Linked DNA regions of Homo sapiens: regions 2 and 3 are each linked to region 1. Evidence: read pairs that join two places in POLR2A ChIA-PET (ENCODE). Cell type or tissue: PC-9. All regions are shown on one strand. Each heading gives the region's core, and the rest is flanking DNA. Links, peaks and the distances in the headings are about the cores only.

What was found. ChIA-PET counts read pairs that join two places held together with the same protein. Peaks named below come from ENCODE experiments on the same cell type or tissue, not always from the same donor. Only the 100,000 strongest peaks of a DNase experiment are listed, where the experiment ranks them.
Region 2: POLR2A ChIA-PET joins it to region 1 with 7 read pairs; 2 of 35 experiments call an interaction of 5 or more read pairs at or near these places.
Region 3: POLR2A ChIA-PET joins it to region 1 with 6 read pairs; 1 of 35 experiments calls an interaction of 5 or more read pairs at or near these places.

Annotation. Positions count from the first base shown.
Region 1 is chr7:54,980,513-54,990,587 of GRCh38, reverse strand. No RefSeq gene overlaps it. Among named protein-coding and RNA genes, the nearest start is that of EGFR, 33 kb to the left of the region's middle. RefSeq lists enhancers at 4,281-5,480, 8,203-8,702. In PC-9, for the core only: no CTCF peak of the experiment used is centred there; DNase peaks (open chromatin) are centred at 2,607, 3,707 and 5,017; H3K4me3 peaks cover 2,508 bases; H3K27ac peaks cover 3,558 bases.
Region 2 is chr7:55,155,427-55,165,501 of GRCh38, reverse strand. EGFR (epidermal growth factor receptor) reads right to left here. Exons shown (of 28, transcript NM_005228.5): 8 at 9,556-9,672; 9 at 8,843-8,969; 10 at 8,670-8,743; 11 at 7,749-7,839; 12 at 5,164-5,363; 13 at 3,871-4,003; 14 at 1,679-1,769; 15 at 65-222. Among named protein-coding and RNA genes, the nearest start is that of EGFR-AS1, 28 kb to the left of the region's middle. RefSeq lists enhancers at 8,149-9,348, 8,929-9,501. In PC-9, for the core only: no CTCF peak of the experiment used is centred there; a DNase peak (open chromatin) is centred at 6,781; H3K27ac peaks cover 814 bases.
Region 3 is chr7:55,245,403-55,255,477 of GRCh38, reverse strand. It overlaps ELDR (EGFR long non-coding downstream RNA), which reads left to right. Exons shown (of 4, transcript NR_110426.1): 2 at 60-291. It also overlaps the pseudogene LOC100130121. Among named protein-coding and RNA genes, the nearest start is that of ELDR, 5.2 kb to the left of the region's middle. RefSeq lists a silencer at 167-726. In PC-9, for the core only: no CTCF peak of the experiment used is centred there; DNase peaks (open chromatin) are centred at 5,907, 7,747, 8,060 and 9,867.

The DNA.
Region 1 (10,075 bases), core at 2,502-7,501:
CGGTAGCAGGCAGAAGGAGATGCTTGAGTATTTAATGCCTGGGGTTATTGCAAAGGCTTTGCAGCTTTGGAAGTCCTGGGAAAAATGCCTTGGGTAGGGCACATTCTCTCAGAAGAGTAGGGACTGAGGACTCGCAGAGCCTGTGAGACCCAGGGAGATGGAGGAGTGAGGGGATAGCCGGAAGTAACAACACAGGTGCCAGGTCACAGAGATGTGGGCATCCAGGTGACACAGGCTTGTTCTTGAGCGTGCATTGGGCCTGGATCCTTTGTGAATTTCTTAGGCAGGGCTGAGTAGGGGTGTGTACGCTGAGAGCCCACGCAAGATAAGAGGCTGTTAGAATTTGATTTTAAATTCTATCTGCCAGTTGTGAAACATCTGGGGATGGCTGTGTTTTTGTTCTGAGGCTTAGACATAATGTAAGTGAATCATTTGTCATACAGTAGAGTCTTAGTCCCCTCATATGCGATTTCATTTCCTACTGACAAAGAAAGTAAAACTCAGAGACACAGAGTAATTTCCTCAACATCACAGAACAGCACAATTACTTCTTGTCTAAGAAGAGAACCTCAGCATCTTGGCTTAATTTCCAATTCTCCACCCCTCAATGGCAAGTTGTTATTGAATTTCTACTGAGAGACAGTAGTTGCTTGTCATGATGAAATTCAAATATTATTCCTTAATGAACAAACATGGCAACTTTCTATCATAATATTTGTGCAAAAATGTGGCTTTTACAACCAGTCACTACGGGGTGAGACAGGTCTCGGTTTTCTTCCCCACCCTGTTCTACTCATTTTCAGAACCATAAAAAAACAGAAGCACATAAGTTCCAAAACCCATAAAAATACATTTACATATACAATCAGGAGATACAACATGAGGTTTTAATAAACGTTACTCAGCTATGTGACATGTATTCTGAGTTAAATACTCTACAAATGTCATCACATCTGGTTTTCAAAAATGACATCTCTTTTATGTAGTATGTGGACAATTTTGCAATTATATGTTGCTTGTGGATTATTAACTTGTGAAAGTGGTTCAAACCATATTTTCATTGTTATAAAAAATGGCACTAACTACCCACATGTGTGATGTGTTATTGCAGACACTTGAGAAGAACTGTGAAACTAAAGCTGGCATTGCCAGTGCTACAGTTCATAAGCAATGGCTGTACCTAGCCAACATTCCAATATGCAATTCAGTGAAAAAAGGGAAATCAATGGAATTAGCAACATTAATGGCATCACAATATATTGATGTATTCTTCTCACTCTCCTCCTGCAGAACTCACACTCCACCCTGGGTATTCACTGCGCAAGCACGAGCTCCCTAGAGGCTGGTGGATTATTTAAATCTCTCTGTTTTATTTGAACTAAAACACAGAGACAAGTGTGTAGTCAGGTGTTGATGGCTGTGTTGCAAAGGGAAGGTCCATGAATTACTGATGTGGAAGCCCTTGGGGCAACAACAACAACAAAAAAAACCAAGGACTGTTTCATGTTTGGTGGTGGTGGTGGTGGTATTTCCCAGATTCTATAATTTATTCAGCAAAGAACTCTGCAAAGAACTCTCACCACCCCATTCTTCTTTCACATGATTGAGATAGTTATTGTCATTTGCAATCTACAGAGCCTTCCTGAACACAAATTGTGATAGTATAAAATACACAAGGTATGTCTATAGAGATACGAGATCAATTCCACTGGCATATTTCTGTCTAGATTGTGAAGAACTAGTTTCCTAAAACTACTCTACTGCTTACTCGGTAGCTGAGGGACCATGTTTCAGGAGAGCTAGGACTGTGGGTGAGATTGGACTGATGAATGTCCACCTCCATGATTTTATGATAGCCAATTACCTTATTACACAATTAGGCCTTGTAAATAGATGGGGACATGCTCAGTCAACTGTACAAATATTAGACATAGATTTGGTGAAAGATTTAGATTATGTATCCCTGTGAGTACAAGAGCTTTTGGTGTGGTGTCAAGTCCTGAGGAAAAATATGTGAATTGTATATTCAGAGATTAAGAAGATAAAGGGACAAATTAATACCTGCTATTTAATGATTAGAAAAATTGCCAACTAATTATGAAAATTAATAATCTGTAAGCTCATTTATTGTATGTATAAGTGAAAACAGTAGGTTACTAGCATACTGCAGTGTTTGGCCTTAATAGCATCTTTATAAAGATAAAAATAAATGATAGTTGAAATAATAGAAATGAATTTTTGAAAAGTGTCTTATTCAAGTAAAGCTCTGCTTATGAAAACTGTTCTTTATTACAAACAAAAGCCCACTTTTTGGCCTTGAAATCCAAGCTTTTCTACTTACAGTTTTTACCTTTTATAAAGTTGTGTCAATAAATCATCAAAACTAGCCAAAATGGATTTCATAGCAGAAAGTCTGACTTGAAACCATTTTTACTATGGTGTGATTTTCCAGCCAGAACTTGTAAAATTACCAAGAGTGACTGTTTTAAAAAACAGTATTGTAAATGCTTCATCAGCCCTGGGCAGCCTTCTTTAACTCCTGACTCCAGGCAGCTTGAGCTTCTTCCTTCTCTGTGTGTTTGTGAAGACTTTGACCTGCCTTGTAAATCTTTGTTTACATGCTTGTCATCATTCTGGACAATGATCTCCTCAAGGTCAGAGGGTGCTTTTTTATTGGTGGTTTGTTTGTTTCCTGGTTGTTGTTTATTTAGGGTTAAACATAACACATATCCACGATAAAAATCAGATGTTTAAAAATATAATAAAGAAAGTTTAAAAATTTAGATCAAATCCCATTAACAAGAAGTAATCATTCTTGGCATTACGTGCAAAATTTTCTAAGTCTAGTGTCTGTGTGTAGTTGCAGATATCAAGAAAGAAAAAATGGGCAGAAATAATTGTAGAACAATAAAATCAAATTACATGTGTTATTTTGAAATAAATTATATTACATTTAATTTTACTTGAACTTAAAAGAAACTAAAGTGAAATTAGAACAACTGAAATTTATTTTTATCTTGATTCTAAATTATCTCTTTAAATTTAAGCAAAGGTTATAAAAACCTTTAAAAGACCATTATTTTGATTAACTAAGCATTTTAGCATTAGGCTTTAGTTATTTATTATCCTATAACTCCCCATTTTTCTTATTTATATTGTTATTTAATTTTAAAATTTTTATTTTGAGATAATTATAGATTCACATCTACAAAGAAATATATGAAATAGTACAGAGATTCTGTTTAGCCTCCATCCAGTTTCCTTCAAAGATAGCATCTTGCATATATACATTATATAGTACAAAATCACAACCAGGAAATCAACTTTGATGCAATCCACTGACCTTATTCAGATTTCATGAGCCTTATATGTACTTATATGTGTATGTGTTTAATTCCATGCAATTTTATCACATGTGTAGATTTGTGTGACCACCACAAACCAAGACGCAGAATAATTCTATCACCAGGATTCTTCAAGCCTTGGCACCAAGAATGTGTTCTCCATCCCTGTAATTCTGTCATTTCAAGAATATCACATACATGGATTCACATATTAGGTAACTAACCTTTTGATACCGGCTTTTTTCACTCCACATAATCCCCCGAGATCCATCCATGTTGTTGCATGTATCAATATTTCATTCCTTTTTATTGCCGAATACTATTCTGTGGCATGAATGTGTCACTGTTTGTTTAACCAGTCACCTGGTGAAGGATATTTAGGTTGTTTCCAGTTTTAAGGTATCACCAGTAGGCATCTATGTACACTCATGTGCAGGTTTTTGAGTGATTTTCAGGGACCCCCCCCGAATAGACACATGTGAGTACAGTTTCTGGGTTGTATGATATGTGCAGGTTTAGTCTTTAGAAACCGCCCCACTCCAGGATCAGTGGACTATTTTACATTCCCACCCGCAATGTGTGAGCCATCCCATTTCTTTGTGTCCTTACAAATGTTTGGTATTATATTAAGTGCTCATGGTAATCACAGTTACATCCTTTTCTATAATCACTATTCACCACAATTATTTCTTTCCATAGTTATATACTTAAATGTATTGAATACTCAGTACCATAAATGCTGTGTTTGGATTAGTGTAGGGATCTTATGAAGCACTTTTGTTGCGCTTTGTGTTTAAAAATCTTATTTAAAAAAACTATTGATGCAATAATCTCTCTAGATTCTTACGTGTTTGAGAACTTCTGTGGCCTTTCTACCTGAAGGAGAAATTTACTGTGTAACAATTCTGGTGGGCAGTTTCATTTATCTTCTGGCATTTCTGGTTACTATAGGAAACCCTACTTCCTCCCCAAAATGTAACTCGCTTTTTTTCCCCCTGAATACTTACATGATTCTTCATCCTTGAGATACAGTAATTTCACGGGCTGTGCCTTGTTGTGTGTTCTCCAGAATGTGTTTCTTGTGGGTTAATCTGCATTGTGAAATATTTCCTTATTCCAGAAAAGCCTTCTCATAGCTTTGAATATTTTCTGTTTACTTTTTCCTGTTCTCTTCATAAGAAATAACAATTCATTTAGCCTCTGGCAGACCCTCTTGGCTTGGAGTCCATAGGAACAGCATTTGACACAGCTCTCCCTAGCATCTCGTGGTGCTGTTGTGGTCTTCAGGGGACACTCACTGTCCCTAAGACCTCAGGGCATCTTACAGCTCAACCTATGGCTGACATCTCCTGACTGGGAACCCTCTGTCCTGCTCAGCCACACTTGAGTCTTGGCCCCAGACAGGCAGTGGCTGCCAGGTGAGCTTCACTGCTTGTCACATGGGTTTGTACATTTCTTTGAATTGTTTATGAAGGGTTCAAGGAGGGGGAATAAAACAAAATGACAAGGTCCATCTGAATAGGAGAGCTCGGCCCTCTTCACCTCGCTGTCCTCCTGCTCCAGGCAGTGTTGACGCAGAGCTGGATAATCCTTATGGAATGTTTGGACAAATGAGCAGATGCAGAAGTGATATTCTGCACCAAGCAGAGTCATCGAAGATGAGAGTGGCTGCAATCAGCTAAAAGAAATCACCAAGACTGGCTCTGACAACTGTGACTGAGTGAGTCATGAAGAACTCATTTAATATTTTTGACCATTTCCTGAATTGCCCACATACAAACCCAGTAAATGATTCATTGTTATCCATTCTCATTGTGAAAATTGCTGAAATAAAATGATCATTATGGTCCAATAATTTTGGTTGCAGCACTATTCACAACAGCAAGAATATGGAATCAATCTAAGTGTCCATGAACGGATGAAAGGATAAAACAAATGTGGTATACACACAATGGAATATTATTCAGCCATGAAAACGAATGAAATCCTGTCATGTGCAGCAATATGGATCCTATCATTTGCGGTAACTGGATGTTAAGTGAAATAAATCAGGCACAGAAAAACAAATATCACATGTTCTTACTCATATATGCAGATAAAAAACTGGATCACCTGAAGATAGAGAGTAGATTGGTGGTTATCAGAGTCTGGGAAGGGTACATGGGGAGGGAGAGATGAGAGAGAGAAAAAAGAATCTGAACATAGTTATTACCACTCAACTGTACTCTTGAAAATGGTAAAGAGGGGATCCCATTGAGTTAAAAAAGCTTCTGCACAGCAGGGGAGACAGTCAATAAAGTGAAGGGACAACCCACAGAATGGGAGAAAATATTTGCAAACTACCCATCTGACAAGGGATTAATAACCAGAATATATAAGGAGTTCCAACAACTCTATAGGAAAAAGTCTAATAATCAGATGAAAAAATGGGCAAAAGATCTGAATAGACATTTCTCAAAAGAACACCTACAAATGGCAAACAGGCATATGAAAAGTTGCCCAACATCACTGATCAGAGAAATGCAAATCAAAACTACAATAAAATATCATCTCACTCCAGTTAAAATGGCTTTTATCCAAAAGACAGGCAATAACAAATGCTGGTGAGGATGCGGGGAAAAGGGAACCCTTGTGTGCTGTTGGTGGGAATGTAAATTAGTGCAACCACTACAGGGAACAGTTTGGAGGTTCCTCAAAGAACTAAAAATAGAACTGCCATATGACCCAGCAATCCCACTGCTGGGTATATACCCAATAGAAAGGAAATCAGTGCATCAAAAAGATATCTGCACTACTATGTTTATTGCAGCACTGTTCACCATGGCCAAGATTTTGAAGCAACCTAAATGTCCGTCGACAGAGGTAGGGATAAAGAAAATGTGGTACATATACACAGTGGGGTACTATTCAGCCATAAAAAAGAATGAGATCCTGTCATTTGCATCAACATGGATAGAACTGGAGGTCATTATGTTACATGAAATAAGCCAGGTGCAGAAAGACAAACTTCACATGTTCACACTCATTTGTGGGAGCTAAAAATGAAAACAATTGACGTCACAGAGATAGAGAATAGAAGGATGGTTACCAGAGGCTAGGAAGGGTAGCAGGGAAGTTAGAGAAGTGGGGATGGTTAATGGGTAAAAATATGTAGTTAGAGGGAATTAAATAAGATCTAGTATTTGATACCATAATGGGGTGACTACAGTCAACAATAATTTATTGTACATTTTTAAATGACTAAAAGAGTATAATTGGCTTGTTTGTAACACAACGACATGAGAAATGCTTGTGGTGATGGATACCCCATTTACCTTGATGTGATTATTGCACATTGTATGCCTGTGTCAAAATGTCGCATGTACCCCATGAATATATACACCTACTATGTACCCATAAAATTAAAAATAAAACATTTAAAAATAGTAGAGATGGTAAATTTTACATATATATTTTACCTCAATAAAAATAAAATTAAAACAGCAGCAATGAATAAACAATATAGCTATAAAGAATATAGCTATCTTCATTAAGTTTCTAGGGTCTGCCAGATTTTAGCTGTTACAATTACTATTGGAATTTTATAGGTAAGAAGAAGAAAATGACTTTCTAGGTGGCAAGCATTCTATGGCCACAATAGCATCTCGTTCTGTAAGTTTTCTGATTGACCCTGTTCTTAGTGTTCAACGTGGGACTGAGAACGTGGGTAGGACATCAGGGCTCTAATTTTCTGCAGATGCTGATAAAGTCTTGGTAAATAATTGTAAAGTTTAGAATCCTGAAATTCTTTTGTTTTAGTTGTCAATGTTCAAGTAAGTCTTTATTAAACGTAACAAATGCTGAGTTAAAAGAGAAAAAAAAACAAATGAACAGGGAAACTTTAGACATTGCTGCTGGGAATCAAAGAGGTACAAGTATTGGAAATGGAAACTATTTGTTAAAATTAAAAATTTATTTCCTGTAAACCGGTAATTTAACTTCTAGATATAGAATTAACAAATTCAAGCCCACATGTGCCAAAAGACACATACAAAGGATTATAGCTGCATTGTTTGTAATTGTTGCAAATTAGAAACAACCAAAATGTCCACCATGAGTAGAATGGATGAGTAAATGGTAATTCATATGAGTAAAAGCTATCTATTAATTAAAAAGAATTAACTAAAGCTACATGGATCAATCCACAAACGTAATTTTCAGTGAAAGAGGTCAGGCTCAGATTAGTGAATGATGCATTATTCTTTTGACAGAAAGTTTGAAGCCAGGCAGAATGGACCCCTGGCATCAGAAGTCGGCATGGTGCTACCTTGGGTTGAGGCAGGGGGCACGGAGCTGCTGGGTGCTGGCTGTGTTTTAGTTCCTGGCATGTGAAAGTTACGTAAGTAGGTTTACATTTAATCATCAAGTTGTTCATTTTTGATGTGTGCACTTTGCTGTTCAGTAAAAAGTGAAAAAAAAAATGTAAAAACAAACCAAGAGGACAGATTTTAACATGGGAGTTTGGAAACAGAAGAGGAAATAGCAGTGGAAAACAGACCTCTGTCTGTCCGTGTATGAAAATTGACAAGACTAAACATCTTAGGAGTAGGAAATGAGGACTCTTGAAACCGAGACACATGTGAAGGGAATCCTAACAAATGACCAACATATTAGCAAGGTATTGGAGTTGCCTAGGGCAGCACAGAGAGAGCGGTGTGTGAACAAGTTTTAAAGATCACAATGGGATGAAAGACTTAAGCGGTGGATCTGTTTTAGAGGCAACCTCTTATTGTATGATCAGACAGTCTCGTCGTAATGATACAACGAATTTCATGGAGGGAAAATAGTAGGTCCCTTGTTTTAAAAAATAGTCTCATCAAATGCATCTGTCTCTGAGAGCAGAGAAAAGGAAAATTACAATTAATGAAACGGAAATATACAGAGGACATTCAAAATAATCATGTGGAAAATCATATGACAAACATCAAAAAAAGTCAAAAACAAAAGGAAGAGACAACGGTATAAAATAAGCCGTAAATAACATACATGTTATGATTGGATAACATCAAGTGCATTCGTCACTACGCTAGGTGGGGTGGGTGGAGGTCATCCCCACCTCCTGGCCAGCGCACATGCGTGCAATCCCCTCCCCTTCGTGTGGGCTGGGCCAATGACTGGTTTCTAAGAATGGGACACAGCGGAAGTGATGGCTGTCACTGCTGAGGTTAGCGACATGAACACTGCAGTTTCAGCCTTGGGCTGCTGTCTCTGCGCTGAGGGGAGCTGGCTGCCATGTCCTGAGCTGCCCTGTGGAGAGGGTCACGTGTCAAGGAACTGATGTCTCCCACTGTGGAAATAAATGAAGACCACCCAAATAAGAACAGGCAAAGGCTGTTTATTCAGAGCTGCTATAGCAAGGGGGTCCATGGCCATCAGTTGCATCCTGACAGACTCAGGCAGGCAAGGAGTGGGGAAGCTTCACCGTGGAAAAGGGGAGGCTTCGGGTGCCCTGGCAGGGGCTGTGGGCCTGAGGAAGCCGGGGGCGGCTGGTGAGAAGTGGGCATCCCATGGGACTGGCTAGGGGACATACTGGGCTTTCTCTGGTTGGCCCTAGATTGGAAGCAGGGATGAAATCTAGGAAACTGTGAGTTATTAATCAAGTCCTGGCTGTTTGGGTCTGATTATTACAGACTGCAATGTTTAATTTCCCATGTTATTTCTAGAGACAGCAATCTGAATTCCTACAAGCCTGGCATGGAGCAGGCTGGCCTCCCTGGCTGGTTCCTGTAGATGAAGGCTTGGCCTCCTGGGCTGGCTGCTGCAGGGGGTGGGTGGGAGTTCTACTCTTATAGATGCTCTGGCCATTGTCCATTTGTGTACTCAGTCTCTCACCACTGAGAGCCAGCAAGGACCCAAGGCCTGGAAACAACCTGGCGAGGGGTCTTGGTTGTGGGTCCTCCCCGTGAGCGTAGAAATGACCGCATACCAGATTCAACTAAAAAATAAAATCCAGCTATTATCTGTTTGAAAGAAAGATTTAAAATATGATCAAAAAAGGTGGGAAAAAAAGATGAAAGTATTAGGTCCAGGAAATGGATGGGGAAGGGGAAAACATATATGTGAAACTATAAAAATATTTAGCTTTTTTGGCTACAAAGTAAAACATTAAAAGTAAAAGTTATTAGTCCTCATTTCTCACATGATGGGTGAATGTTATTTTCATTTTCATAAATTTTTGCTTTCTAATTTTCTTACGCTGAACGTCAAATTTCTGATCAGGAAATACAAGGAAATAAAGTACTCCTCCATTTTTCCTGGGTCCTTCCTCCTTATGCCTCTCTCTTCCTGTCTAAGCACGGGGTCCCAGCACCGCCTCTGCGGGCTCCTTTTCTCAGCCCCTCTTTTTGGTGCCTGTTCCTTCCTGCTTGCAGCCTTTGGAAGCCGCTGCTCTTCCGCCCATGTCTGCGCTCCCTCTGCCCGTGGATATCGCTTGCCTCTCTCTTCCTGGCCAATGGGGTGGCCCTGCCTTCATAGCATCTCCGGTTCTCTTCCACGGCGCCCGAGGGCGTCCTGGGGGGAGAGGCCTCCTGGGGATAGGCCTATGTTGCTTCCTCCCTGACACACACCCTGGATCCCCGAATGCAAACTATGTACATGGATAGGCTAAAAAACAAGCTTTTGTAAATTAGTAAATAGTGTTTGAGTCAACTGGAAGTCACAAAATAATGTTTGTTTAACAAAACTAAATGATT
Region 2 (10,075 bases), core at 4,155-9,154, 170 kb before region 1:
GACATTTTTGATCTCTGAATTTGCAAGAGAGGAAATGTTCTGTTCTCCTTCACTTTCCACTCACCCGTAGGTGCAGTTTGGATGGCACAGGTGGCACACATGGCCGGCGTCTGCGTACTTCCAGACCAGGGTGTTGTTTTCTCCCATGACTCCTGCCGGGCAGGTCTTGACGCAGTGGGGGCCGTCAATGTAGTGGGCACACTGGATACAGTTGTCTGGTCCCTGCACCAAGGTGGAGAAAAATGTTCATGCATGTCTCTTTCTTTTCTCTTTCAAAATGGAAGTAACTTTTTACTTAAAATATTTAGTGTGTGTGAGTGGGGAAAGCCAAATGATAGAAAAATTCTTAAAGGAGAAAACCAGTTATTCTGTGATTGCACCTGCTTGATATGGTCACTGTTAGTTGCTTAGAAGTTCTCCCTGTTTTTGAATGCATATGATATACACCAGCATGAAAGAAATGATATTCTCTACATTATTGCATTCTGCTTAACCATTGTGGGCATCTTTCCTTGGCAAAACCATCTTGATTGGCCCAAATGTGTATTTATGGTCAGATAGTCTTTCTTGCATATTATAGTTGAAGTTAAAGGGAAGCTCAGAGGGAGGCAAATTTAAGAAAACCCACATGAGTGTTTCTCCAGTGACAGGAAGGTGGCAAGTCTCTGTGCAGTGGTTGGCATATCAAGGACTGAGTCATACGCTACCTTCTATTTGTAAAACTTGGAATAACCTTGCAAAACTCAAATAAAAGCATTGGGACTCAAATAAAAGCACTGCTCAGGTTGTGTGCCCCACACTTCAGAAGTAGCAGAAATAAAACCAGCAGGGAAAGGCTTTCCCCTTGGCTAAGTTCTCTCATGTTGGTTTTGTCCACTCAAGGGCTGTGTGTGCCCAGAGCCAGCATAATTAGATGACTATGTCAATATCGCCAATTATTTTAATGACAGAAATTTAACCCAACACCATGCAAACCTATAAACCAAGTCTTTACTTTGTAAGCAGCCACGCTGGCAGCCTATCCCTCAAAACACAGTCCTGTCATCTTCTGCCCAATTTAGAGAATGTCTAAAAAATGTTTTCAGTTAGTAGATTTAGAACTGGCTGTTGAAGCTCACAAGAAAACAGAGCTCCCTATATAATAACATTGAGAATTAACAACATCAGGACATTTGGTGTGAGAGGGGCCCGAATTCTCACTCATATTCTTTAAAAGATTATTGTAAAGAATATTGTATCTATATGTTATTGAACATATAGATACAAAGTTGTGCAGTTTAAAAAGTTTTGCTAGCAATTTCTTTAAAAATTCTTCAATTAATTACAAGCTAATGTTAAGAATTTGAGGATGTTTGATGAAAGCGATAAAGCAATGCTGACTAGGTCAGGGATGGGGGAAACCAGGTGAAAACAGCCTCCGTTAAATGTGAGGATTTGATAAGCTTAGATAAGGTTGGGGGTGTCAGCAGAAAGAGTGAATGTTCATCGCAGGCTAATGTGTGTGCTAATGTCACCGACACCCTGCCCGGACAGCGCTGTCAGCGCCTGCCGTCTCCTCTGGGAAGTGGCTCTGATGGCCGTCCTGCCCACACAGGATGCCCTGGGCCATCATCACTGTTCGGCTTCTGTGAAGGCCCTTCCCATGAAATGGACGTGGATAGCAGCAAGGGGCTCTTACCCGTCCTGTGCAGGTGATGTTCATGGCCTGAGGCAGGCACTCTGGGTGGCACTGTATGCACTCAGAGTTCTCCACAAACTCCCTTGGCTCACTGAGAGGAGGAAGAGGAAACCCGTCAGCCCACCCCTGAGACATTATTGCAGGAACACAAATCACCTCTTCAAAATTCCAAATAACTTGAGGTAATGGTCAAGGAGTTGGGACTCCAGGACTATATAGTAATATAATCAGCTGATTTTGTTAACTGAATCCTGGGTCATCTTCTCTCTGAGTAAACACAGGAGCTTCATTCATAATCAAGATATCTTTTCTGCTTTTTCTACAGCATAGTTTTTGCATATTGGGTAAGCAAGCCAAATGATAAAAGAAAAGATAGTCCTGAGGAGGTGTTCCCTGCCTCTAATACCAGATTCATGGTTATCAAAATTAAGCTGGAAAAATGATAATTTTAGATTAAGTGATAGAAAAAGGAAGGAGGGAGAATGAACTCGCTCAATGGTTATTACTAAAAATGGTGAGTGTGGAACACAGGTATGAAAAACTTAGCTTACAATATTTTGACATCCCTCAAGATGTACACATCAATGTTAAGCAAGAAGCTGATGTTTGATTGAAAAGACAGAACAGATGTACGGCTGTTTGTCAGTAAGACTGGACTCTGCCTAGTAGTCAAGCATAGTTCTACCCTCCAGCAGCGAACAAGGAGTGTTTATTCTCCAAAGTGTGTGCCTTGGCTAGGTGCAGTGGCTTATGCCTATAATCCCAACACTTTGGGAGGCCGAGGCGGGCAGATCACTTGAGGTCAGGAGTTTGAGACCAGCCTGGCCAACGTGGTGAAACCCCGTCTCTACTAAAACTACAAAAAATTAGCTGGACATGGTGGTGCACACCTGTAATTCCAGCTAGTTGGGAGGCTGAGGCAGGAGAATCACCTGAACTCAGGGGGCAGAGGTTGCAGTGAGTTGAGATCACATCACTGCACTCCAGCCTGGGTGATGGCGTGAGACTCTGTCTCAAAAAACAACAAAAAAGTGTGTGCCTTTCATCCTCCCCTTTGGTCAATGGCACCATTAAACAAAATGTGATACAGGGTTGTGTCTTCTGTGCTTCTTCTCTGGGTCACTGCCCTTGCTGAAGGGGGCTGGGCTTGCAGAGGGAGCAGGTGCTGCTGGACACCAGGTTTCTCTACACTAATGGAAGGACATGGGGCTCCCCACGTGGGCGTTTTCATCACCTTGCCTCTTAAGAAACACTTGAAAACTGAAAACATGAGACCACTGTCCATTTGTAGCTGTAAGGATTGCATCAATATTCCTTACTTGAAGTTGAAGCAGCACTATCAATTATGTGATTTGTTCTGAGCCTATCAGCTAAAGGATTCCTATAGAATTGAACTTGGTCCTCTTATCCTGCTCCTAAATATTTCTGGATCCAAGCTGTGGTCCATGCCCAGAGAGTAAAACAGGAAGAATTCCTACAGCCATCTGTAATTCCTATGGTGCTCACCAAATTTCCCTTTTTCTTTAAATCTTCTAAAACATGGCCTTGGCCTCTATCCTTCAGTTTTACTTTCCTATTTATGTTTTGTCCTCATTTGTCGTTCAAAGCCTTACATCAATATCAAGAACCTCAGAGCATTCACAAACTGCACTTTTTATTGATTGCAACTAAATTCAACAAACATCATTATGAATTATTTCTTTGTCCGTGGGTATATTTAAAGTCCCTGGTACTGTTTGATGTTCAACACATGCTGGGGGCACATAAAACAGATATTAACTTGGCAATATAATTTGTGTTAATTTATTTTCACACACCAGGAATCGGGCACTACAAAGAAAAGCCCAAATGGCCACGGTGTTGGCTAGATGAACCATTGATGACTGTCTCATTTGTCTTAGGAACTTTTTGTAGCTTAGAAAAATTTAAGATACTTCCAGGAAAAGAGATTCTATAAATTATTGGATTATATTAGGCAATAATACTTGCTTATTTCCTATTGTGCTTAAATTTGCCAAAAATAACGCAATCAAACAACTTCCCGTCTCCCCACAGAAAACCCAAAACCTCCAAAAGCCAAGGGCAAAGAATAAAAGGAAGAGAAAATCAAACAGAATGCCTGTAAAGCTATAACAACAACCTGGAGCCTTATTTTTGATCAACGCAAGGGGATTAAAGAAATAACCTCCTACCCCTCCAGAAGGTTGCACTTGTCCACGCATTCCCTGCCTCGGCTGACATTCCGGCAAGAGACGCAGTCCCTGGGCTCCGGGCCCCAGCAGCCCTCGGGGGAGCACAAGGCATGGCAGACCTGGCCTGTGGCCTCTGCGGAGACAGAGTGGGTCACAGCAGTCAGTGACAGAGCAGGGACCCGAGGGGCCGGAGGAGACGGCACCTTCCCGGGAGGGGCCCTGTGCTCCATGACCTTGGGTGACACAGACATGCTGGCTACCCCTGAAGGAGGAGGACACAGACTGGGCTTCCCAGAGGCCGACCGTGACTGGAAGGACAAAGTAGTTGTGCTGGCTGCTGGGAAGACTGAAATGTGCCTGACAGTGGAGGACAGGTCTTCCTCCTGGTGGGAGCCAGGCACCCTGGCACCCGAGAGGGGGTGCCGTGAGTCCTCCCCTTTGGCAATGGCATCAATTAAACCAGATGGGACTCCATGTTTTCTGTGCTCCCACGGCCACTGCCCCTGCTGAAGGAACCAGGTGTGCAGAGGAGCAGGTGCTGCTGGGCACAGGGTGTGTTTTGATGGTACCCAGGGCAGCCTGGAGCAGAGCTGGTGGTGTTCTGATGACAAATCCCACAGCTGATAGGAGCCATTGGGCCATTGGCTGTGTGCTGTGTGCTAGGCACCATGGAAGGGTTTTACACACAGGAATTTCACTGAATTCTCTCAAAGCACTACGGCGTAGGAATCATTCATATCTCCATTCTATGGATGAGGAAGCCAAAGCCTAAACAGATTAAGGGAATTGACAGAGGCTCAAAGCTAGGGAGGCCAGACCAGCACTTGACTCAAAGCTGACGCTGCCCGTGGCCAAGGCCCAGCACAGGCCAGGCTCTCACCAGCTTCAAAAGCTGAGGCTCTAGAGCCAGAACAGGAAGTGTTGATGTAAAGTGCTCATTCCATTCCTCTGTGTGTGTATGTGTGTAGCTGTAGTCTTTACAGGCTGAAATGAGCAGAGAGTGACCTACAACTAAAAGGTAATATAACTAATACTAAATTTAGTTACTTACATTACAAATAATTGGTAGCCTAAACCTCAGGGTAAATTCATCCCATTGAATGGTAATGATCTGGAAAAAGTTTTAATGGAATTCACATGGTAATTTCACAGTTAGGAATCTTAAGATTTTAATTTGCTTCTTAAGGAACTGAAAAAAGTAATTTAAATGGGAATAGCCCTTCAATATTCTAAATACAAATAAAGGACCCATTAGAACCAACTCCATAAACTAAACAGAAAGCGGTGACTTACTGCAGCTGTTTTCACCTCTGTTGCTTATAATTTTGGTTTTCTGACCGGAGGTCCCAAACAGTTTTTTCCAGTTTATTGTATTTGCATAGCACAAATTTTTGTTTCCTGAAATTATCACATCTCCATCACTTATCTCCTTGAGGGAGCGTAATCCCAAGGATGTTATGTTCAGGCTGACGACTGCAAGAGAAAACTGACCACTACATTGGAGAGAAGAAAAATCATGTGGTGAAAAATTATAAAAACAATGTATCCCTGAAAACTTTGTTTCTCCAGACCACCTTTGATTGACTACAAACTGCTTTCCAATGATGGTAGGTCATGCTGTGGGAGGCACACACTGCACCTTTTGAAAACTGCAGGTGTTTTTAAAGTTCCTCCAGGCAAAAGATAGTTCCTTGTTTATTTAGTATCTTTAACCCAGTGGCAGATGGGGAGGATGAATAAAATGCCTTAATGTCATTATATTTTCTCCATTTTCATTTTGCCTGGAAATTGAGAACATATTCTAACCTCTCAAACAGCCAAATACACTTCAAAGGTGTGGGTTCATCCATCTATCCACCACCCAACCTGTCCCTCTATCCATTCATATATTTATTGAACAAACACTAGAGGTTCTCTGTCCCAAATTCTGTGCAGGTTAAATATGTTTCCTCCTCTCCAGGACGCTTGATCTGGTGGTGACACAACCCCGTAAGCAGATCATTTTGAGCCGGTGTGAAGAGCACAGTGAGTGTGGGCAACATGGAAGCAAAGAGCAGGGGCCTCTGACCAGGTCTGGGAGGGATGCCTGGGAAGTGGGGCCTTCCTCCAAAAAGCTATGCCCAAGGTTGTGAGGCCCTGAAAGCAGTAACTGTGGCATTTTCTTCACCATCCAACATGACACTAGGATGCTATTGGGTGGTCCAATGTGTATATCAGATGACTGGATGGAAGTCATTCAGACCGAAGGGGGGATGTCCTCAGCCACCTGGAGGAGCAGGAAAGCACGCGGTGGACATGAGAACCACTAGCCCCAGCCAGACCACGATGGGTGTGAGAACCACTAGCCCCTCCTGAACCACGATGGGTATAAGAACCACTAAGCCCCTGCCGGACCACGATGGGTGTGAGAACCACCAGCCTCTGCCAGACCACGATGGGTGTGAGAACCTCTAGCCCCTACAGGACCACGATGATGCAGGCTGGGAGGGCTGGGCTGGTTTGGGGAGGGAGCACAAGGCCAGAGTGCACCTTGTGGAGGAGCTGTCTGTAATTGAGAAGGAGCCACAGGAAAGAGATCTGCATTTGCAGGAAGCTCTCATCTGACCCCAGGCTGGGGGCTGGGCCAGCTGAGAGCACTGGATGAAGAGACTGATGTTCAGGTGTTGGATGGCAGGGGGTTAGAGTATCATCCAGAGGCTTCTCCTCTCCCTGCTGCTCTTCTTTCCCCCATCTTTTTCCTTTCTCCTACACAGATGAGTGGTCTCGCATAGGAGCCTGTAACCAATACCATTAGGAATTCTCCCCCACATATGCCCAGGGAGGCCAGGACACCAGGGCAGAGCCAGGTTTTCCTTGCAGGGCAGGTCTGGGGCCTCAGTGAGTCACACCCTGGAACGTGTGGCCACCCTGTCTCAGTAGGAGCTGGAATCACCAGACTTCTCATTAAATGTGAAAAGTAAGTAACCCTTATCTTGTTTAAATCCCTACAACTAAGCCAACTGGCTCATACCAGCCATCCAAGAAAATTGCTCTAAATCTCTTATTTTTATAAGAATCTTGGTCAAAGAAAGCATTCCAGAGAATTCAGAGCAAAAAGGCCTTTCTGGGAAGCAACGGTAGCCACATATTTAGTATCAGAGATTCAGAGCCAAGGGAGTTTATGGGAGGCAATGCATATTTCACGCACTCTTATTCTCTTTAATGTTGCACAGTATTATCTAGTGCTTTAAGAGTCAAGTAGGGGCAGCAGTTCTCATAACGAGGCTGCTTCCAAGGCGGGTTTCACTAAGAGATTCCCATCTCCTCCTCCACACCACTAAACTGATGATTACCATTACCATATTAAAGATGCTTGTGTGTGAGCACCTGCATGTCTATTCCACTGTCAAAGCTGAAAAAGTGGAAATTCTTGAAGAGTGGTGCTAAAAAGTCTCTCTGGTCCCTGTGATAAGATGTGCATAACCTCAATTGCATCCTGAGAAAACACCAGCTGAACAGACATGGTTAGACAGTGTGCAAAGTACCTGACCCACACGTTTTGTAAGTGTCAAGGCCGTGAAAGACAAGGAAAGACACAGGAGCTAATATAGGTTAGAAATGGACTGAAAAGATTTGACAACTAAGTGCAATGTGGGATCTGGAGTGGACACAGAAGCAGAAGCACTGGCGAGCGCTGAGAAGTCTGTGGTTTAGCGGACAGCCTGTGCCAGTGGTCGTGCAGTCTTGCTCCCTGTGCCTGCTCATGTGAGATAGCATTTGGGAATGCCGGCGAGAGATGCAGGAGCTCTGTGCCCTATCTTAGCAACTCTCCTGTTAAGCCTAATTTCCAACTAAAAAGGCAAATGTAATCTACCAGGCTTTGGCTGTGGTCAACTTACTGTTGCTTGGTCCTGCCGCGTATGATTTCTAGGTTCTCAAAGGCATGGAGGTCCGTCCTGTTTTCAGGCCAAGCCTGAATCAGCAAAAACCCTGTAAGGCAGATGAAAGACTTCAGACACACACCACGTAGGAGTTTCTTTTTTGTATGAGACATTACTCTAGACTCTCAGGGACTCTGTATTATATGAACAGTAAGTGGGAAAATTGGATTTGCTTTCTTTTTCATTATCATCTTCTCTGAGTGTACATGCGCAGGGCGGACGCAGGCCGAGCCACAGTTCACAGCTGCCTCCCGCCTTCCGCTGCGATTCCGCATGTCTCCCGCCGCCCCCCTGGCTGTGGCCCTGAGACCCCTGCTGCGCCGCGTATCTGATTACCCCGAAGAGGCTCCTGCTGCGATTATCTGCCAATTGTGGATCTGGTATCACATACAAGGAGCTTTACAAATTTTCCTTATTTGATTCCAACCTTAAAACAGTCTTGTTATTTTGGTCTAATCTTCCCATTTTAGAGAGGAAGGAAGCGGAGCTCAGGCGGCAGTCATAGACCCGAGGCTTGCCCGTGGCCCCACAAGGCTCTGGCGTCCAGTTTCAAAAGCCTGAGGCCCAGGCTGCCTGTCACCTACCCCTGTCCCCTCCCTCTACCCTCAGGGGTTATGGGCCACCAAGGCAGCTGGCTGGGGCCGGGCGGGAGGGAGAAAGCGTGTTTACACCGCAGTGAATGACCCAAGCCTGGACTTAACGTGTCCCCTTTTGCCTGCAGGAGAAACTGCACTTTTGAAAAATATCAAAACATCAGCCATTAACGGTAAAATTTCAGAAGAAATGTTTTTATTCCAAGGGAACAGGAAATATGTCGAAAAGTTCTCTCTCTAAAACACTGATTTCCCATTTATATTCATGTGATAATTCAGCTCAAACCTGTGATTTCCTTTACGGTTTTCAGAATATCCAGTTCCTGTGGATCCAGAGGAGGAGTATGTGTGAAGGAGTCACTGAAACAAACAACAGGGTGATTATTGATCACCAATCTCTACCAGTTAAAAAGGCAGATTTTGTTTTTCTTTATACAAGCAACTGAACCTGTGACTCACCCCCTAAATGCCACCGGCAGGATGTGGAGATCGCCACTGATGGAGGTGCAGTTTTTGAAGTGTTTAATATTCGTAGCATTTATGGAGAGTGAGTCTTTAAATTCACCAATACCTATTCCGTTACACACTGCAGAGATAAGAGAGACGTGTATTCCGTTCACATTTGTTGGATTAAGAATAGCTAGGGATCCACAGGCAGAGGGAAGCAGGAAGGAATTCCGGTCACCGGAACCGCCACTGCCACATCATCCTTCATTCACTCAACAAACACTGAAGGGGCTGGGGAGAGTGCAGGCGGGAAGGGGGGACACCAGGACCTATAGTACACTTTGGGGCTACGGCGGTGTAGGAGATGCCATCCCTGTCACCTCACACTGACCTTGCGTTCTCCTCATTATTTCCCATGGGCCGCTTGGAGCTGCACTGCTTCCAGCTCTGCCTTCCCTGGATTCTCCCCAGGGCTGGGCACCTGGCAGCTGCTGAGCGGGGCTGGCTCTGTGACTGTTCTCATCAGAGCCCCCCACCCCGTCACAACCTTCAGTGCCTTCCCATTGCCTAACCTAGCTTTACAGCTTTATCTTCTGTTTTAAAGAAACGATATGTATAGTTGTTTTTTAATGAGAAGAGGAAGATGTGTTCCTTTGGAGGTGGCATGAGAGCCCAGCCTCAGCAGCCGAGAACAAGCCTCGTCCGCACACCGGCGGGCTTCCTACCTTTGCGGCAAGGCCCTTCGCACTTCTTACACTTGCGGACGCCGTCTTCCTCCATCTCATAGCTGTCGGCCCCACAGGCTCGGACGCACGAGCCGTGATCTGTCACCACATAATTACCTGGGGAAGAGAGCATGAAAGGAAGGTGATGACGGTGGCACCAGGTGCTCGGGCCTCACACAGGCGGTCCAGGTCCTCTTGAGGGGTGATGGAAAGGCTCCATCCTCCTTTGGCTTTATTTACTTTAAGGACAAAGAATGAAAGGTTGCAAATAGAGAAGGAATCCCGTTCAAGAGTTTAATAACATTCTAGGCCGCAATGTGGACAATACAGGTGTTTCATCATGGCAGGAAACACTGGGTCCCTTGAGGGGCCAGCTGTTTTGCGTCCCAGCAGGCACCTCAGCCCTCTCCTCCACCTGCTCTCACCTTTAAAGTAATTCATTTGTATTAATAGCAGACTTCTGCGTTATTTTTAGGAGCTCTATGTCTTCCTTTTTTGTTTGTCTGAGATGGAGTCTTGC
Region 3 (10,075 bases), core at 5,076-10,075, 260 kb before region 1:
AGGGAGGCAAGAGCGTTGGCCGAGCTCCTCAGAAGTCCCTGAACAGTTCTGTTTTCCAGGGCGCCGTTCACACTGAGATGAGACAGGTGGAAAAGAGAGCTCGCCCTTCTTGCATTGTCACACGGAGCGGCCCTCTCCCTGTGCAGCGTGGAGTCCCCTGGGCGCGGGCGAGGCTCAGGCGGGACGCGGCGGAGACCGAGCTTGTCCCTGTGTGGACCCGGGCAACTGCCGGTGGGCGAGGCCTGGATGGTGGCCAGGCCGCAGCCACCCGGACGTTTGCGAGCGCCGAAGGTGGGCCTGGAGGCGGGGACCTGGCCCTGCGGGGCCGGTGCGTGCGGGGCCCGGCTGAGCCGCCGGCTCCACCGGCAGGGAACCCGGCTCCCGCCTTCCCGGCAGGGAACCCGGCTCCCGCCTTCCCGGCCACACCGGGAGTGTGTGAGGGGGGACCCTTGGCCGGCAGGGGGCGCTCTCGGCCACTCCATCCGCCCGGTCACCGCGGGATCCCGCTGCTCCATCCCGCCGGTGCCGCCGTCGCGCCTCCTCCCGCAGCCCAGCTCTGCCTCCGCCTTCGCTCCCCGACTCCTCCCTTCTCCCTCTCAGTCCCGCAGGGAAGCTGGGCTGGGCGAGAGGGTGTCTCCTGGGTCCACCGTGGAAGCCCGAGGCGCGGGTGCGGAGCCAGCCCAGGGCTGCCGGCGTGAGCTGCAGGGCTGGCCTGGTGCTCATCCTCTGCCCGGGGCGCGGGAAAGGCGAGGGACGCTGTGCTGGATCTGTGTGCTCAGTGGCCATGCGTCGGCCTCAGGACTGGGAACGAGGCGAGAGACACAGATGTGGGTGATTTCCCTGTGGAAGCTGTACCCGAGGCCGTGGGAGTGGAGGGCACTGGGCTGCGAATGGAGACAGGATGCCCCGAGGGCCCGGGAGCGGGAGGTGGAGCGGGTCCCAGACGGCAGGGGCTCGGAGTGGGAGGCAGCGGGACTGGGAGAGCCGCGCTGGGGCCGCAGGGGTGCGCAGGGAGCTTCCTGCCCTTTGCACCTCAGGCTCCGGGAGCTGATTTGTTTCACCTTGGGCAGGTGCAGGATCTGCGCTTGCAGCCACCTTACTTCGTGGGCTGTACCTGAGGTGACAGGCAGGGTCTTCTCTGATGAAGTTACCCACACGAGTCACCACGGGATGACGGTGAGCAGGTGCCACGGAAGGTAACACTGAGCGCATGCGGTTAAAGGACAAGAGGGAAAGGGTGAGGGCAGACCAACGGTCATTTTCACAACTCTTCTATGTTAGTCAGGGTTCTCTAGAGGGACAGCACTGATAGGATAGACCTATATATGAAGGGAAGTTTATTAAGGAATATTGACTCACACGATCACAAGGTGAAGTCCCACAATAGGCTGTCTGCAAGCTAAGGAACAAGGAAGCCAGTCTGAGTCCCCAAACCTCAAAAGTAGGGAAGCCAACAATGCAGTCTTCAGTCTGTGGCTGAAGGCCCGGGAGCACCTGGCAAACTACTGGTGTAAGCCCAAGAGTCCAAAAGCTGAAGAACTTGGAGTCCAGTGTTTGAGGGCAGGAAGCATCCAGCTCGGAAGAAAGATGGAGGCGGGAAGACTCAGCCAGTCAAGTCCTTCCACGTTTGTCTGCCTGCTGTTATCCTACCTGCACTGGCAGCTGATTAGATGATGCCCACCCAATTGAGGGTGGGTCTGCCTCTCCCAGTCCACTGAAATGAAATGCTAATCTCCTTTGGCAATACCCTCACAGACACACCCAGGAACAGTACTTTGTATCCTTCAATCCAATCAAGTTGACACTCAGTATTAACCATCACACTCTGCAAGGAAGGTGTTTTATGTCCATTTTATAGAAGAGAAACTGAGGCTCAGAGAAGTTGTTATTTGTCCAAGATTACAGAGCCAGCTTCTGGCCAACCTTGAGCGATTCAAAAATTGAAGCCCCTTCCACTAGGTCCCACTGACATCTGGATTCCACCTGACTACTGGCTGCACAATTTCCCCTTAAGTCAGTTCCTCTGTGGTTGTGCCCAGCTGCCCCGCTTGGTAGAATTATCCAGTAGACATTTTTCAGTCCTTGTCTTCCACACCATCCCTCTGGTGTTTGACCCAGATCGTGCACTCCTCACAATGTTCCTCTCCTCTGACTCCTGCAAAGCTGCCTGCTTGCTTCTCTGCCTATTTCTCCTCAACATGTTTCATTGGCTTTCTCCTCACAGTCCACCTATGGTTGCTAGTGCTCTCAAGGTTATGTTCTTAGATATCTTCTCCTTTAACTTCACATGAAGAAGCACAAACCACAGTGGCATCATGGGCATGGAGGGAATAGTAACCTAAACAGCCAATGAATGTCAGATCCAGGAGCTGCTGGAAGATGACACAGATGCATGGCCCAAGTGAGGGGGTGGTGGGGAGAGAGGGTAGGAGCGTTTGTGAGCAATGAACCAAGCCATGTCCAGACGTGGGCTTAGGCAGAAAAATGGGGAATGTGGGGGTCCCAGGAAGCTAGCCCTTAGGAAATTGTTTTGGGTGGATTGGGGAATTTGACATGCGGAAGCTTAAAACTTACATTACTAAAGTCATGCCCTTAGGTTAGGGACTATTTTGAGTAGACACTTCAGGAAGCCTGAAGTGTCAGGGCAGCCATCAGGAGCTTGCTTTCCGTGGAGCTCTTTGAGAAAGGGCCCAGAGGGTTTGAAGTCCAACAGTCAGGATTCATAGACACTGGGGATAAGATTCATGGATCACAGTGGGACAATAAAAATTGCTTTTCCCCTGGGGCATGAGGGAGAATCTCTAGGAATTTGCAGAGAGCACTTACAGAATGACACATGGTAACACTCACATGCCATCAGCCCAGCTCCAGAAGGACTTAAACTTTTTCACAGAAAGAACAGAAAATTGGAAAGAGCAAAGCTCCCTTTCAGAGGCAGCTGGAAGCCTCTCCTCCCAGTCTGCAAGTCCCTGGGGCTCTTCCTGTCCCTGCTGCTCTGCACTGGTGTTCCAGAGGCAAACATGGCCCAGGAGCCACATTCAACCCACCATCTCCTCTGGCCAGCTTTTAATAGAGGGTGTTTCAGCTTAATTTTTAGTCAAGAGCAGGCCCTGGGACCCTGAGATCACTGAATGTATTTGGCATTCAGTTATGAAATGAGCCCCTTTAGACAGACCTCGGACTTCTTAGTGGCATCCCAGGCCCTCTATGCCCTTAACTTAGGCTTGTGATGAGGTATCCTTGCGTCTGCTGGTCTTCCTAAAGAGGACCAGCCCCTGGAGGCAAACCTCATTGACTAATCCAGGTACTCTTTCCAATGTGCGGGAGGCCCCCACTAGGCTGCAGTTCTCAGCTGACTGGAACTGACGCCTCAGAGGAGATGTGCTGACCCACTGAGCCCTAGATCTTTCTAGACGTGTTTTTACTCCACCCTACCTTCTCCAGCTCTCTTTGCTCTTGATTTCTGATTTGTGGCTTTGGGCTCCTAACTCTCTATTTTTTCATATTGTTGTTTCTGCCTAGAATGCTCTCCCCATCACCCGACAACTCCTCAGGTCGAGAGTACCTTTTCAGACCTCAGGCCTCTGTGACACCAGACAGTGGCACAAACTCATGCTTCCCTCAGTTTCCACAGAAAACCATGGAATCAAGGAAAGACAAACATGGGCAAAGGCACAGTAGGGTAAAGCAAAAGACAACCACACCCCAATCTCCAGGAAAACTTTCACTGATGTCAAGGTGAATGGTAATCAATTGCCAAGTGTACCTCAGCCTCCTGAGTAGCTGGAACTACAGGCACAAACTACCTTTAGAGATGGAGTCTCATTATGTGTCCCAGGCTGGTCTCGAACTCGTGGCCTCAGGCCATCCTCCTGCATATCTGGGATTACAGGCACAAGCCACTGCACCTGGCCCTTCCTTCTTAACTAGTACAGGAAGGTGGAGAACTTGGGGACACATTCCCAACCAGCAAGAATGCAGTCCATGTGGGCTGGAGACATTCTTCATGCCCTGTTTTCATACATTGTGGCTAGCCCAGAGAGATCTCTCCACTCAGGGATGAATGAGCACATCTTTCTTTCACCTACCAATCACCAATCACCCGCTGCAATACACCATGCAATCTCTGGTGTGTTTTAAGCACAATGATTCAGCCCACCCTGACATGGGTCCCCCCAAATCTTTACCCAAACAGGTCCACTCCAAACCACGTTAACAAGCCACGAGACCTTTATCAGGGATTTTGTAGGTGTTCAGTGTAGAGGGTTTATGCTGCAAACCCTATGGTATAACTTCACTTAAAAACCCTCCAGGCCGGGCGCGGTGGCTCACGCCTGTAATCCCAGCACTTTGGGAGGCCGAGGTGGGCGGATCACGAGGTCAGGAGATCGAGACCATCCCGGCTAAAACGGTGAAACCCCGTCTCTACAAAAAATACAAAAAATTAGCCGGGCGTAGTGGCGGGCGCCTGTAGTCCCAGCCACTTGGGAGGCTGAGGCAGGAGAATGGCGTGAACCCGGGAGGCGGAGCTTGCAGTGAGCCGAGATCCCGCCACTGCACTCCAGCCTGGGCGACAGAGCGAGACTCCGTCTCAAAAAAAAAAAAAAAAAAACCCTCCAAATATATCTTTTCCCCTGGATTCTCTCCTGGAGTCAGCTGCCTCGTTTTCCTCCTAAGAATCTCTGTGTCTGGGCCTCTCTGGCTGGGCTGCTGCAGCCCCTGACTTCCCTGCACAGTTCCTCTTAGTCTCTCCCATTTGCGTCTTCATCCTCATTTGCTGCTGGCCTAACATAGATTGTCCTTGGGATTTGACCCTGTGCTGGAGGCTACTGGCACTCTCCCATGCCTGCCCTCCCTTCTCTCTACAATAATGCATTTGGAATTTTTAGTTGGGTGAACAACCACCCAGAGTAGACTCTACTTCCCAGTGAGGTGTGGCCGTGTGAATCACTCCGATGGGACACGAGTGACATGTGGACACCAGCTCCTAGAAGGGCACTGAAGAGCAGCGACACACTCCTTCCCAGCCCTTGCCTCCTTTCTCCGGGAATACTGTGGTTAGACTCAGGACAGCCCCCTGGAGGCTGTGTGCTGAAGCTCTGTGCCTGAGCCGCAAAGAAAAAATAGAACATGGGCCCCTGATGGATGATTCGACCTTTTATTTCAACTTAAAAAAATGTTTCCAAGTTTTCTCTGTTGTATTTTTTTCTACATGCATTATTTTTTTACCATCCGTAAAAAAATAATTTGAGGCCTATTTTAAATCTTACTTTATTGACTTCCATGATTTTCTCCTATCACAGAAAAAATAAAATAATTGATAACTAGATTCTGAAAATATTTTACAGTTTTGACAACAGGAGTTTGGAGTCCTGGCAGCAGAGGTCCCATTTGGGCCCCTGATTTTCTCTCTCCAGGTCTTCAAGTCTTTAACTGAGCCTTGCGTCTACTGGCCCTGCTCTCCTGCAAACTATTTGACCGTAGGATTTCCCTTCACCACAACATGTGAGGAGCAAAGGAGACAAAGTGAGGGGAGTCAAAGGGTGGTGTTGGTAGAGAGAGAAGAGTCAGTTGCTCCTGTATTCCTGCTTTTTGAGGAGCCAATAAAATGTTTTTTTTAGGCGGAAGGTAGTTACTGGGCCTTCTACTCATTCATGATCAAACCTGGACAAAAACCTGAAGTGCTGCCTCTGCTTCTCATCCTTGTACAGGGCTCAGAGCCCAGGTCCAGGCTCTTTGACTGCAGGAGTGGGAGCTGGGGTCGAGGAGACAGACTGTACTGTATGCCGACCTCCACATTATGAGGCCTGCTCCACTGGAAATCGTCTGGAGGGAGCTGTAGTCACAGCTCTCAGATGGCCAGGCATGCCTCCTTCCTTTGCAATCTGCACAGTCCTCTCCTGGAGGAATGTGGAGAGATCGCTTTGCCGGAGCCTCCTCACTTAACCTGAAACTCGGGTCATGGTCTGAAGGAGGCAGTTCTGCGTCACTCTTAATGATGAAACCAGAGGAAAGAGGCTCTTACTGCTCTAGTTTTCTAAATTTCAAAGATGCAAAGTCTCAGCAAACTCAGAATATAATTGAGCTTCCCCAGGAAAAAGTCTGCGTAGTTCTGGTTCTCTGGCTCTTCTTGATCTTTCTACCCAAGGAGGTCCTATTCACAGAACCATATATATCTCTTGCTAATCTCTCAAGTTAAATGATAAATATTATTTAATTACAAACCATTGTGCTAGCTGCCCAGGGTAAAGAGTTTGTTGTCTGCAGAAGCTCATGACCTAGAGAGAGACAGTCACATGAGTGAATATAAGGGCAGGAGCTACCACAGATATACTAGCAGAGTTCAGCAGGCGTGTGGCTAGTTTGGTTGGGAGGAGGAGGATGCTTGGGTCTATGGAAGCTTTATAGAGAAGGACTGGGTTGTGAGCCAAGTCCTATGGGATGGATGGCAATAAAGACATCCCAGGCAGCAGAAACAGCTTCTGGAAATAGTGAGCCAAGCAGACATTGGGATATGAGGTGCATGAAGGATGATGATGGTGGTGGATGTCATCACACAAAACTAGAAATCAGATGGGGCTTCGAACACCACAGTCTATGCAAAGGATAATTCTGTATAATTTCAGAAAACAAAAGTGACATGTAGGCATCTGTGTGTCAGATGAAAGAGGAAAATGCAAAGACCATTTAGGAATGGTGCTGGCGAGTGCAAAGGAGACCACAAGGGAAGGACGTGCAGAAGACCTTCCGCACTCGGCCGGCGGGTGCAGCGATGGTGATGGTGTGGACCAGCTGAGAACCTGCCCTGCTGTGCCAACCCCACTCCACTAAAAAGGGCAGCCAGTATTTTCCTCCCACACGCTTTGATTGCTTTTGATATAATGACAATTCGTAATATTTTTATAGAGTAGAAATATTCAGTCCTTTCTTTACTAAGGTTGCTCAAAATTTTGTTTCTTTTTATTTCTTTGTTTGTTTTGAGACAGAGTCTCGCTCTGTCACCCAGGCTGGAGTGCAGTGGTGCAATCTCGGCTCACTGCAACCTCCGCCTCCCGGGTTCAAGCGATTCTCCTGCCTCAGCCTCCTGAGTAGCTGGGACTACAGGCGCCTGCCACCAGGCCTGGCTAATTTTTGTATTTTTAGTAGAGATGGGATTTCACTATGTTGGCCAGGCTGGTCTTGAACTCCTGACCTCGTGATCCACCCGCCTTGGCCTCCTAAAGTGCTGGGATTACAGGCACGAGCCACCGTGCCCGGCCCAAAATTTTGTTTTTTATTGATAGTGTAGAAAAGGAATGGTTTTATTTTTGCAAATTTTACAAAAATATTAGTCATGTGAATTTAAGGCCAAGGGCTTGGAAGCCACCCATGCCAGTGAGGGCCTTGAGACCTCTGCTTTCACTCCTCTGTATCTTTCTTGAAAACTACTGCAAGGCTGTAACCTGGCAAAAACAAATAGCAAATTTTAAAAAGCTGTGCGATCCAGGAAATAGTGGATCTAAACCAAGAGAACTCTGAAGAGAAGTTCCTGGAAGACAGTAATGCACCAGTCCTAGGAAGCAGTGAGTTTTCCTCAATGTGGGAAAAGCAGAGCTCTTTCCCCAAACACACAACACAGCTATGTGAAGATACCAGAAGGCTCCCATACAGAAGCTCAACTACAAATGGCCAGTCTATACTTAGGACTCATAAAAAGGTCACACCATGAAAAGAAACTACATTTTTCAGCACAGAACTGCTAAGATGGAGAGGAAACCTGACCCCAGCTGGCACCCTGCTATCTCTGATAGCTAGGAATCCTAAATTATGAATCAGAGCAGAAAAGGGATTAGTGCAGTGATCTGGTAAATATTTTATTTCCCATTTTGACTTTGATTAATAAATAAACAGTGATTATATTTTATAAAGAAATAACTTTGATTTTGGAAAACTTATGTCTGCCCCCATGAGCCTGACAGTTTTGCAATACCTAATGACTTCTCTGATGAGATAAGCAGTGGCATGAACAGATGTGATTTGTGGTATCGTATAATGAAATGTGACAACATTTGAAAAAATTCATAACTCAAGGATCCAGTATTTTCCAAATGACCAGTGCATTTTGCTACAAAATGCTGCTTGAGTAAAAGATCTATTCAAGCTGCAATGGATATGAGTGTGACAGAATAAGAAGCCTTAATTGACATGGTTTCACGTTCCACATCGCAAGGAACCTTTGATAAACTACTATTTTTGCGTTTTGGTGTAATATCAAAAAGAATATCCACAATTACCCCAAAAAGATGAATACTCTTCCCTTTTCTGGATTTTATGCAAATATTTCAATCATGATAGCATACCACAACAGATTAAAGATATTTGTGAAAACATAAATGTGCCACTCCCCTTACTAAATTTTCATTTGAAAATCATTATTTTTTAAAATAATTTTTTCATTTATGTTAACGTGTAGTTTATTATTGTTATTTTAAATGAATTAATAAATACTTGAAAAGTTTCTTACCTTTAATTTCTACTTCAGCGAGTACTGATAGATTTAAACCACATAACCAAAGCTCTTTGGAGTCTTTAGTAATTTTTTGAATACATTTTATTTAGCACAATCTCTACCATTTAAAAATTAGGTGTTTATTCCCACCATCCTCACCTCTATTACTGTTTTACTTACAAATACTCCTAGAAACCTCTGGAGATTCCTTGTATGCCTCCTCCTGTAGACATATTGCACTGACATAGCATTGAAACCCCCATGTAGGGTCATGTGGGGAGAAGGCTCATTGTCCCTCCCGGGCCTCAGAGAATTGCAGAGGCTGTCATTTTGCAGACACACAGGGGCGTGTGGTGCTATTCTTGACATGGAGCTTCAACAACAAAGCTCGGCAAAGCACAAAATGCAAAATAATCATGTAAAACATTAAGTGGCACATTATCAAATCACAGCTTGTAAATAATGCTGTTATTGTAATTCTCAGGTTCTCAGAGAATCATAAGTTCAACAGAGGAAAATGGCTCATGAGACAAAAATGTCCATGTGTTGCCTGCTCTGGTAAGATCAAACAAGTATTGAAGCCAAGCAACAGGGTTGGTCCAGTTTGTATTTGTGCTGACAGGTGGGGAACGTCAACTCCGGGAGCGCTGGAGTTTTCCCATGGTTGGTTTCTGTGCCATTAGCATGCCCTTGCAAGTGATCACAACTAGAATTGTTGTTACTGCTCTTCACGGGGTCTTCAACATGAGTTGTTGAATTGTGATAATGGGCCCTGTCAACTGAGTTTAGTTCAGGCGGGCACATAGCTGTCTGATCTAAAACTGAGGTTTTTTTTTTTGTGGTTTTGAAAAGGTTCATTAAAATCAGGGCTGGGTGTTGTGGCTCACACCTGTAATCTCAACGCTTTAGGAGGCCGAGGCGGGCAGATCACCTGGGGTCAGGAGTTTGAGATCATCCTGGCCAACATGGTGAAACCTTGTCTCTACTAAAAATACAAAAATTAGCCAGGCGTGGTGATGCGTGCCTGTAATCTCAGTTACTTGGGAGGCTGAGGCAGGAGAATCGCTTGAACCTGGGAGGCAGAGATTGCAATGAGCTGAGATTGTGCCACTGCCTTTCAGCCTGGACAACAGAGAGAGACTCCGTCTCAAAAAAAAAAAAAAAAAGATTCATTAGAATCCAGACTTGCAAAGTGTGTCAACTTATGGCAAAACATATGACATCCATCTCAAAACCCTGCGTTTTCATTCAGTAACTTTGCAAAGCACTGCAGTAGTTGATGTTGTAGGGTTAGAACTTTGTTCGCGTGATACTGCTCAGCTCCTTTGGGTGCGGCCCATCTGGGTTCTGACTCATAGCGGGGCTCTGAACTCCTTCCTCTTGGCATTTGGCTGATAGGCATTAGATATTCTTCTTATTAGGAAAATTCTAGAAGTGACTGCAAAATAACTCCTATAAACTACAAACTGAATGCTGATCACAGGCTGAGCCCTTTCTGATGAATTGCAGTCACAGTGATGAGGGTCGGCTGAATCACCAAGGCAGTGAAGTGTGGAATCCGGGCACCAGGATACACATTCCACGCTC